Regions from separate parts of the Homo sapiens genome. Here region 1 is linked to region 2. The links are chromatin contacts, found by Hi-C or POLR2A ChIA-PET in ENCODE. All regions are on one chromosome and are shown on one strand. The core of a region is the stretch at or near the end of the contact, and the rest is flanking DNA. Distances in the headings are between cores, read along the strand shown. Region 1 holds the start of ZNF93 (zinc finger protein 93). Region 2 overlaps LOC124904656 (a long non-coding RNA gene).

The links. Hi-C counts contacts between places; a loop is a spot of excess contacts on that map. ChIA-PET counts read pairs that join two places held with the same protein, here RNA polymerase II (POLR2A). Pooled maps may share reads with other maps.
Region 1: a loop to region 2 is called in a pooled map, with 2.5 times the contacts of the local background. The contact joins the promoter of ZNF93 here to the enhancer-like site in region 2. A Hi-C loop is called at or near these places in 1 of 37 single-sample maps with no recorded cell type and 6 of 50 pooled maps. POLR2A ChIA-PET finds 5 or more read pairs at or near these places in 1 of 52 experiments (B cell).

What each region holds. Positions count from the first base shown.
Region 1 is chr19:19,898,538-19,904,173 of GRCh38, forward strand. It overlaps ZNF93 (zinc finger protein 93), which reads left to right and starts at 2,409. Exons shown (of 4, transcript NM_031218.4): 1 at 2,409-2,554. The coding sequence starts at 2,552. RefSeq lists enhancers at 2,379-2,978, 2,513-3,062, 3,611-4,160.
Region 2 is chr19:19,370,763-19,376,065 of GRCh38, forward strand. The region is part of intron 1 of LOC124904656 (a long non-coding RNA gene); the gene reads right to left. Among named protein-coding and RNA genes, the nearest start is that of GATAD2A, 32 kb to the right of the region's middle. RefSeq lists an enhancer at 102-1,301. Within about 2 kb of position 2,414, at least 29 of the 41 ENCODE cell types and tissues checked have a DNase peak (open chromatin) inside an H3K27ac peak, as active enhancers do; they include B cell, where a contact is called at or near this core.

The DNA.
Region 1 (5,636 bases), core at 1,159-3,658, 530 kb after region 2:
GATACCAAGATACAAATGCCTGGTTAAAATGGATCAAATATTCTGTGCACACATTAAGCAAAAGCAATTGTTATGCTTGTGCACGCGGCCAGCCAGAGGCCCAAATTGTCCCTTTCCCACTCAGATGGTCTTCTAGTTGACCAGGCATAAACTGTATAGTAGCTCTTTTCCAAGACCCCACAGCCTAGGGTAATAAATCCTGCTGAGCTCTCTCTCTGCTATTTCTTAAAGTCCAACACCCTGTGGGTCAGGCCCCAAGAGCCATCCAGCCTCCATCTCCTAGCGTCAATTTTACCTCGTGTCTCTCACGACAAGGGGAAAACTTGGCATTTCTTGGAGACTTAATGGGATACAGTGAGCTTAAGCCTTTCCAAGATCTTACCAGTCAGTCTTCCCTTGTTCATCTTTGAGCAAATATATGGTGGTATTGTGGTGGACCCTTACTGGACACTCTGCCAAGTAACTGGAACGGCACTTGCACTGTTGTCCAGTTGGCTATCCCTTTCACTCTGGCATTTCATCGACTAGAAAAAGAAAAACCACAACACTGTAAAATAAGAGAAGCCCCTTATGTGTCTTTTGACTTTCAAGTTTATTTAGACACAACTGGAGTCCCACGGGTGGTACCTGATGAATTCAAAGCCCAAGATCAAATAGCTGCAGGATTTAAATCAATATTTCCACGGGTAACTATTAATAAAAATGTAGATTAGATAGATAAATCACATCTATTATAATCAATATTAGTTTATTAATTACACCAGAAATGCTGTCAAAGAAATAGCCAACCAATTAAGGCCTACTAGCCAGATAACTTAGAAAAACAAAATGGCCCTGGACATAATATTAGCTGAAAAAGGTGGAGTTTGTGTTATGATTAAAACTCAAATGTTGTACCTTCATCCCAAACAATACTGCCCCCAATAGGAACATAAGAAGGGCCTTACACGAACTTACCACTTTATCCAATGAATTAGCTAAAAATTCTGGGGTCAATAACACGTTTTCAGAATGGCTAGAGAGGTGGTTCAGTAAACGAAAAAAAGTCATAGCCTCAATTCTTACTTCTCTTATAGTTGTAATAGGTGTACTAATTCTTGTTGGGTGTTGTGTCATACCATGCATCTGTGGGCTAGTACAAAGACTTATAAAAACGACACTTACGAAAACCTCCCTTAGTTCTCCTCCACCTTATTCAGATAAACTTTTCCTTTTAAAAGATCAAGTCAAACAACAAAGTAAAGGTATGTTTAAAAAGTTTTAAAAAGCGTGTGGTCGCAGTGGCTCACGCCTGTAATCCCAGCACTTTGAGAGGCTGATGCGGGCGGATCACCCGAGGTCAGAAGTTAGAGACCAGCCTGACCAATATGAAGAAGCCCCATCTATACTAAAGACACAAAATTAGCTGGTCGTGGTGGCACATGCCTGTACTCCCAGCTACTCGGGAGGCTGAGGCAGGAGAATTGCTTGAACCTGGGAGGCAAATGTTGTAGTGAGCCAAAATCGTGCCATTGCACTCCAGCCTAGGCAGCAAGAGCAAAAACTCCATCTCAAAAAAAAAGGTTTTTTTTTAATTATAAAAATTAAAAGGGGGAAATTGTAAAATACAATAAAATTCCTCTTCAAAGGTTTAGTCTTAACTTTCTTGTTCTTTGTTCTCAAACTCAACTTGCTTGTTCTCCATGCCTCCTTGCCCCTAGTTACTGTAACAACCTTCCTTCCCAACAGCTCTAATCAATAATTCACATCTGTTCCCTTGATTACTCACTCTGCAGCCTTCCCACCCTTCAAAACCACACGTCCCACCACTGTGACTTATACATGCCCCTTCCCTTCCTTATTTGGAAAAATATTTACAAATAGCCAATCGGGTCAGTTTAGATTGTGGGGTCCGACCCTAGCCCATGGGGGAGTAACACAGAGGAAGAGACTTTACGTTAAAAATAAAAACCCCTTCCCTCCTTTGTTCAGGGTGCTCTTGCGATCGTGATTAATGCAAACAAAAACCTTTTGCAGAAGTAAATTGCCTTACTAAAAAAACTTTTGCCTGAGTACTGGTTTCACTTTGCGACACCAAACACTTTACTTCCAACGGTATTATTAATATGACAACGAAATACTTCTGTTCACCTTTTCAATACATTCAAAAAGAGAGAGTAAAAAAGAGAATGTTCCCATGCTCTGGGGTGGACGTGGCTCAGCTCAGAGAGGAAGCCCTGGCTGAAAAGGCTGCAGCTTAGGCTGTTACTCTTCTTCACTCAGCCCAGCATGTGATCACATCTTCTGTCACTCAGGTCCTGAGGGGGCGGGACCTTAAGAATTATCCAATCAGGGACGCTGGGCTGGAAACGTCCAATCAGGCAAGCAGCCGGACCGAACAGGGCGGCTTCTGGTTTGGCGGGTCCTTTGTCTCTCGGTGCAGCCGGAGCTCCAGGTCTCCTCTTCACTACTCTGTGTCCTGTGCTCCTACAGGCCCAGCCTCTGTGGCCCTGTGACCTGCAGGTATTGGGAGATCCACAGCTAAGACACCAGGACCCCTGGAAGCCTAGAAATGGTGAGAGTGCCGGTCCGACATCCCAAGCGACGGGGAGGGGCTGGTTGGAACCGGTGGAAAGTGACGGTGGCGGGACTCAGGTATCCCCTTAGTCAGCTCCACAATCTGCGCCGGAGTTCTTGCCCAGCTCGGCCTCGGTTCCCTTCAGCCATAAGATGGCGGCTGCGCTTATAGCGCAGCCCCCAGGCGTCCTGTCTCTTCACTGTGCGGTGACTGTGCCCTGGCTTGGAGCCCTCGCTGGGCAGCTGCGCACCCGCAGAGCCGCTTCTCTCCCAGATTGTGCAGAGACCACGGGAGAGTCGTCAGGGGAGAATCCTGACTCGGAGTGCGGGTTCACGAATGGGAAGAGCTTTAGTGGGTTGGGTTCACAGTTTCTCTTTTCTCCTATTAAAAATTTATGGGGCTGGGCAAGGTGGCTCACTCCTGTAATCGCAGCAGTTTGGGAGGCCGAGGCGGGCGGATCACTTGAGGAGTTGTTAGGGCAGCTAAGTTCCTCTTCAGAGACTCAACTTCCTGGTCATAAGTTGTAAAAATTGTAAATCAACCCTACCCCTTCTTTTTCCCCATTCTCCTTTTCTCAAAACATCGCGCGTTTACCCTATATGGAAAAAGTTTGTGTCTAGCCCAACCAGGATCAGCTTAGATTGTGCGGTGGGACCTCAGCCAATATGGGAAGGACACAAAAACCGGAACTGCGTTAGGGTTAAATCCCCTTCCTGGCCCAGCGCGGTGGCTGATGCCTGTAATCCCAGCACTTTGTGAGGCCGTGGCGGGTGGATCACAAGGTCAGGAGTTCTAGGCCAGCCTGGCCAACATAGTGAAACCCCGTCTCTACTAAAAATACAAAAATTAGCCGGGATTGGTGGCAGGCGTCTGTAATCCCAGCTACTTGGGAGGCTGACGCACGAGAATTGCTTGAACCTGGGAGGCGAGGTGCAGTGAGCCGAGAGCTTGCCATTGTACTCCAGCCTTGGTGACAAAGTGAGACTCCGTCTTAAAAAAAAAATAGACATCTTAAAATTTCCTTCCCTTATGTAAATACTGTGTTTGAGTAATTTCACGGATTTTTCAAACACTGAGTTTCAAAAACCAAGTGAATAACTCTGACATGACAAAGCTTGAGCCTAGTGACTCCAAGCTAAGGCTAATATTAAGCCTAAAACAGAAGGTTTTTTTTTTGGACAGAGTTTTGCGTTTTGCTCTTGTTGCCCAGGTGGAGTACAGTGGCGCAATCATGGCTCACTGAAATCTCCACCTCCTGGGTTCAAGCGATTCTCCTGCCTCAGCCTCTCAAGTAGCTGGGATTACAGGCATGCACCATCATGCTTGGCTGATTTTGTGTTTTTAGTAGAGACGGGTTTTCTCCATGTTGGTCAGGCTGGTCTCGAGCTCCCGGCCTCTGGTGATCTGCCTGCCTTGGCCTCCTGAAGTGCTGGGATTACAGGCATGAGCCACAGGGCCCAGCCAACAGGAGTTTATAAAGTCCTATTTAGCTTTTTCTGGGGAGCCTCCCCTGCAGATGTCCCAGCCTATTCACCGGAGCCATGGAAGGAGGCGTTATTCTGAGAGAAGGTACAGAGCCCCAGAAAGCTGGGGCCCCACAAGCAGATGCAGTTAAGGTTAAGATGAAAGGAAACTGGGAGGATCTTTTTTTTTTTTTTTTGAGATGGAGTCTCGCTCTGTCGCCCAGGCTGGAGTGCAGTGGTGCGATCTCGACTCACTGCAAGCTCCGCCTCCCGGGTTCACGCCATTCTCCTGCCTGAGCCTCCCGAGTAGCTGGGACTACAGGCACCCACCACCACGCCCGGCTAATTAAAAAAAATTTTTTTAATAGAGACGGGGTTTCACCGTGTGAGCCAGGATGGTCTCGATCTCATGACCTCATGGTCCACCCGCCTCGGCCTCCCAAAGTGCTGGGATTACAGGCGTGAGCCACCGCGCCCGGCCTTTGGGAGGATCTTACTGACGATGAAGTTGTTATTGTTTTGAGGAACATTTTAGACTTTGTAAAATAAAAACGTTAATTTATGTAAAAGATGAATTTCAAAAAAGTATTACAACAGGAGGAAGTACCAACTAACTCTAAAATCTTTATGGCTTGCAAAAATGTAGGCAGAAAAGGGCTTTTCTCCCTAGGGAGGAGCAAACAAGATTAGAAAGGAGGTGGGAGGGGAATGGCAAATGGAGGGTGAAAAAGTCAGATTTTACATCAGAGAATGTCTTACCCTGAAATCAGCATGTTCTTAGGAGGGATGTAAAGTGGGGCTGTATGTTGACTCAGAGTGAGGGTAGCTCAAAGTTCAGGAGCCTGAGGAAGGGAGATAAACCTAAGTAAAGTTTGATTAGGAAATATTTTATTTTAGGCCTGGCCCGGTGGCTTATGCCTTTGGGAGGCCAGCACTGGGATTACCAGTGCTGGTAATCCCAGCACTTTGGGAGGCCAAGGCGGACAGGTCACGAGGTCAGGAGATCGAGACCATCCTGGCCAACGTGGTGAAACTCCATCGTTACTAAAAATACAAAAATTAACTCAGCATGTTGGCGCCCACCTGTATTCCCAGCTACTCAGGAGGCTGAGGCAGGAGAATCGCTAGAACCCGAGAAGCAGAGGTTGCAGTGAGCCAGATCAAGCCACAGCACTCCAGCTTGGCGACAGAGCAAGACTCTGAAAACAAACAAACAGAAAAAAATATTTCAGGCCAGGCGCGGTGGCTCACACCTGTAATCCGAGCACTGTGGGAGGCAGAGGCAGGCGGATCACCTGAGGTTAGGAGTTCAAGACCAGCCTGGCCAACGTGGTGGAACCCTGTGTGTACTACAAATACAAAAACTAGGCGGGCGCTTGTAATCCTAGAAACTTGGGAGGCTGAGGCAGGAGAATTGCTTGAACCCTGCAGGCAGAGGTTGCAGTGAACCGAGATTGCGCCGCTGCACTCCAGCCTGGGCAACAGAGCGAGATTCTGGCTGGAAAAAAAAAAAAAAAAAGAAATATTTTATTTTGACCACCGAAGACAAATACAGCTGATTTTTTTTTTTTTGAATGAGAAATAGGAGAAAATGTGCAGAGTGTGTGTCTGGCTGT
Region 2 (5,303 bases), core at 1,164-3,663:
TTGTTTGTTTGTTTTGAGACGGAGTCTCACTGTCGCCCAGGCTGGAGTGCAGCAGCGCAATCTCAGCTCACTGCAACCTCCACCTCCCAGGTTCAAGTGATTCTCCTGCCTCAGCCTCCTGAGTAGCTGGGACTATAGGCCCTCACCGCCGAGCCCGGCTAATTTTTTTTGTATTTTTAGTAGAGACGGGGTTTCACCATGTGGGCCAGGATGGTCTAGATAGAACTCTTGACCTCGTGATCTACCCGCCTCAGCCTCCCAAAGTGCTGGGATTACAGGTGTGAGCCACCACGCCCAGCCTTATTTTAATTTTTTATTGAGACAGGGTCTCACTATGTTACCCACGCTGGTCCTGAACTCCTGGCTTCAAGCAATCCTGCCTCAGCCTCCAAAAGTGCTGGGATTCCAGCCCTGAGCCACTGTTCCTCGCTGAAGGGGATTCTTTTTCAGGGCATTCTTTGTGACACACTCCTTCCCTGGGTGTGTCCTGGAATGTCCGCTGGCCACACCCAGGCCTGGTCTGGCTGTGGGGACACCCACATGCATTGTCAGCCGGGTACGAGACCGGGGTGGGCTTTGCACACAGATCCCACGACTGTATACACTCAGCCCCGTGACAGGAACTGTAGCCCATGGCCACAGCATCTCTTGCTAGAAACTTTTTCAAGAAACTTACCTCAGTACTCAAAGCCACTGCGGTCAGCAAGTGCTGAACATGCCCCAATCCCTAACCTCAGAAAAGGACACTTTCTCTTAACTCCTGTGTAAAGGGTCAGGACTGGTGTCTGGCTGCCGAAGAAACTAAACATCCAGCTTCGCTTTCCCAGGTAACATTTGCTGTATCATCTGTGATGCAGGAGATGGCAATGGTATTATTATTATTATTATTATTATTATTTTTGGAAATGGAGTCTCGCGCTGTTATACTGTTGCCCAGGCTGGAGTACACAGGTGCGATCTCGGCTCACTGCAACCTCCGCCTCCCACGCTCATGTGATTCTCCTGCCTCAGCCTCCCAAGTAGCTGGGACTACAGGCACCCAGCACCACACCTGGCTAATTTTTGTATTTTTGGTAGAGACAGGGTTTCACCATGTTGGCCAGGCTGGACTCAAACTCCTGACTTCAAGTGATCCTCCTGCCCTGGCCTCCCAAAACGCTGGGATTATAGGCGTGAGCCACTATGCCTGTCCGGCAATGGCATTTTGACCAATACAACATGGGCATCTAACTAGAATTGGGGACACCCACACGGGTCATAATTTGGGGCCAAAGTAGAGTTTTTTTTGTTTTTGTTTTTTTTTTGGTAGCGATGAGGTCTCACTATGTTGCCCAGGCAGTTCTCAAACTCCTGGGCTCAAGCGATCCTCCCACCTCAGCCTCTCAAAAGGCTGGGATTACAGGCATAAGCCACCGTGCCCAGCAACATTTTTAACTCTTTTTTTTTAGAGAAAGGGTTTTGCTCTGTCACCCAGGCTGGAGTGCAGTGGCACAATTGTAGCCTACTGCAGCCTCGGCTTCCTGGGCTCAAGGGATCCTCCAGTCTCAGCCTCCAGAGTAGTTAGGACTGCAAATGCACACCACCACACTTAGACAGTTTTTAATTAATTAATTAATTAATTTTGAGACAGAGTCTCACTCTGTCACCCAGGCTGGAGTGTAGTGGTGTGATCTCTGCTCATTGCAACTCCCCATCCCAGATTCAAGTGATTCTCCTGCCTCAGCCTCCAGAGTATCTGGGATTGCAGACACATGCCACCACGCCTGGCTAATTTTTGTATTAATATTTTTAGTAGAAATGGAGTTTTGCCATGTTGGTCAGGTTGGTCTTAAACTCCTGTCCTCAAATGATCCATCTACCTTAGCCTCCCAAAGTGCTGGGATTACAGGGGTAAGCCACCATGTCCAGCCAATTTTTAAATTATTTTTTGTACAGATGGAGTCTTGCTTTGTTGCCCAGGCTGGTCTCAAACTCCTGGCCTCAAGCGATCCTCCTGCCTCAGCCTCCCAAATTGTTGGGGGGTTACAGGCATGAGCTACTGTGCCTGACCTGGAAGTGGATTTTGAAGTGGATTTTGCAGCCTGTTTGTGTCTCCCAAGCCACAAAAGACTCTGACCTTCGTGTTTGACCAGTTCCTTGGAAGGCACCAGTCTGTGTATTAAGTGGATTATCCAAACCCAGACTGACTCCTGGCACATGGAAGATGCTTTGGGATACACTTATACTAAAAGGGTATTCATTCGTGACTGATCTGAAATCCAAATCTAATGGGGCATCCTATATTTTCACTTGCTAAATGTGGCCACCCTAGATGCTCAATGACATCCTTGAATAAAGGAAGCTGATGAAGTTCAAACAAATAATTTTACCAGCGGGGTAAAAAAAGCTCAAAGCTCAGTGCACTTTGCGAAACAGTCATTTCCTCTTCCGGTCAGAATAAACTCCTGACTCCTCCCAGGCCCAAGTGATCAGCCACTCCCTCCTACCAGCTGGCTGGGCTGCTGTGCTCAGTCCCAACTCAGGAAGGACAAGAGTAGCTCCTGTGACCATAATGCCTGTCCACAAGCTGAGGCCCCACCCCACTCCGCCTCCTTTTCTTTTTCTTTGAAATGGAGTCTTGGTCTTTTTGCCCAGGCTAGAGTGCAGTGGCGTGATCTCGGCTCACTGCAACCTCCACCTCCCAGGCTCAAGCGATTCTCCTGCCTCAGCCTCCCAAACAGCTGGGATTACAGGCATGCACCACCACCCCCAGCTAATTTTTGTATTTTTAGTAGAGACAGGGTTTTCACCATGTTGGTGAGGCTGGTCTCAAACTCCTGACCTCATGATCCACCTGCCTCGGCCTCCCAAAGTGCTGGGATTACAGGCGTGAGCCACCGTGCCTGGCCACCCCCTTGCTTTTTAGACACAAGGTCTTGCTCTGTCACCCAGGCTGGAGTGCAGTGGCATAATCTTGGCTCACTGCAGCCTTAAAACTCCTCAAGTGATCTTCTGTCTCAGCCTCCCAAGTAGTTAGGACTATGGGTGCGTGCCACCAACGCGCCTGGCACTGAGACCTGGATTTTTTTTTTTTTTTTTTTGGTGAGATAGAGTCTTGCTCCGTCGCCCAGGCTGGAGTGCAGTGGGGTGATCTTGGCTCACTGCAACCTCCGCCTTCCAGGTTCAAGCGATTCTCCTGCTTCAGCCTCCCAAGTAGCTGGGACTACAGGCGCCCGCCACCATGCCCAGCTAATTTGTGTATTTTTAGTAGAGACAGGGTTTCGCTATGTTGGCCAGGCCGGTCTTGAACTCCTGACCTCGTAATCTGCCTGCCTCGGCCTCCCAAAGTGCTGGGATTACAGGCGTGAGCCACCACTCCCGGCCTGAGACCTGGATCTTAAAAAGGGCTCAGCTGGGTGTAGTCACACACCTGTAGTTCCAGTGACTTGGGAGGCTGATATAGGAGGCTAGCTTGAAGCCCAGGAGTTCAAAGTGAGACTAGCAACATAATGAGACCTCATCTCTTTTTTTTTTTTTTTTTTTTTTTTTTGAGACGGAGTCTTACTCTGTCGCCCAGGCTGGAGTGCAGTAGTGCCATCTTGGCTCACTGCAAGCTCCGCCTCCTGGGTTCATGCCTTTCTCCTGCCTCAGCCTCCCAAGTAGCTGGGACTACAGGCGCCCTCCACCACGCCCGGCTAATTTTTTGTATTTTTAGTAGAGACAGGGTTTCACCATGTTAGCCAGGATGGTCTCAATCTCCTGATCTCGTGATCTGCCCACCTCGACCTCCCAAAGTGCTGGGATTACAGGCGTGAGCCACCGTGCCTGGCCGAGACCTCATCTCTTTAAAAAATAATAATAATAAAGTTGGCTGAGTGTGGTGGCTCACGCTTGTAATCCCAACATTTTGGGAAGCCGAGGTGAGAGGATTGCTTGGGCCCAGGAGTTCAAGGGCAGCCTGGCGAACATAATAAGACTCCCATCTCTACAAAAAAACTTAAAAATTAGCTAGGCGTGGTGGCCTGCACCTGCAGTCCCAGGTATTCGGGAGGCTGAGGTGGGAGGATCGCTTGAGCTGGGGAGGTTGAGGCTGCAGTGAGCTGTGATCATGCCACTGCACTCCAGCCTCAGCAACAGAGCAAGACCCTGTCTCTAAAATCAGAAAGAAAGGAAGAAAAGGCAAAAAGAGGGGAAAAGAAGCCAAGAGAAAGGCTTGAAATGCATGTGGATGAAAGCCCTGACCTGTATTTTAGGCTCAGTTACACTCAGATGTAACTGTGTGTCTGGGATGCAAAAGAGCTCAGATCCTACAGAATCTCAAGGTGAATTCTTTTCCCTGAGTAGCATAAGGCATCTTTTTCCCATCTAACACTGGGTTGGGCTCCTCCCTTCTGTATGCAAAGTGGCCACAAGTGCCCAAAATGAACTCCCTCCAGTTCAGAAATGCATTCCTTCCTGGTTAGGGAAGTCACTGTTTTGACTTAGAAGTCTTCTATACTTCAGGCGTCTAGTGTCTACCTAATACCTTTTGCCTCAGAAAAGGGTCTAATCCCACTTAATTACAAGAAGATTTGCTGTTAGGTTTTTGACCTAGAGATCTAAAAAGGCCTGGCTGAAAGAGTTCCTGAGCTCCATCTGGACTTAATTCCAGATTTTCTAGCCAACCAACACTAATAAAGCTATACTCTGCTCCCCACCTCTGTATAATTCAGGTGCTACCTGACTTTCTCTGGTGAAGCAGCAGGAGTATTTAGGCCAACCTGTTGGTTTGGCTGTGTCTGTTTCTCTCTGGAAATAGACAATGACTTTTTCTTTTTTTTTTCTTGTTTTTGAGACAGAGTCTCACTCTATCGCCCAGGCTGGAGTGTAATGGCACACTCTTGGCTCACTGCAACCTCTGCCTCCCAGGTTCAAGTGATTCTCCTGCCTCAGCCTCCTGAGTAGCTGGGATTACAGGCGCCTGCCACCGCTCCTGGCTAATTTTTGTTTTATTTATTTATTTATTTATTTATTTATTTATTTATTTACTGAGACGGAGTCTCGCTGTCTCCCAGGCTGGATGCAGTGGCTCAATCTTGGCTCACTGCAAGTTCCACCTTGCCAGGTTCACGCCATTCTCCTGCCTCAGCCTCCCAAGTAGCTGGGACTACAGGCGCCCGTAATTTTTGTATTTTTAGTAGAGACAGGGTTTCGCCATGTTGGCAGGCTGGTCTAGAAATCCTGACCTCAGGTGATGCGCCTGCTTCGGCCTCCCAAAGTGGAGGGATTACAGGCGTGAGCCACTGCTCCCAGAGAGTATCTCATTCTTAACAGTTCTTTAACTG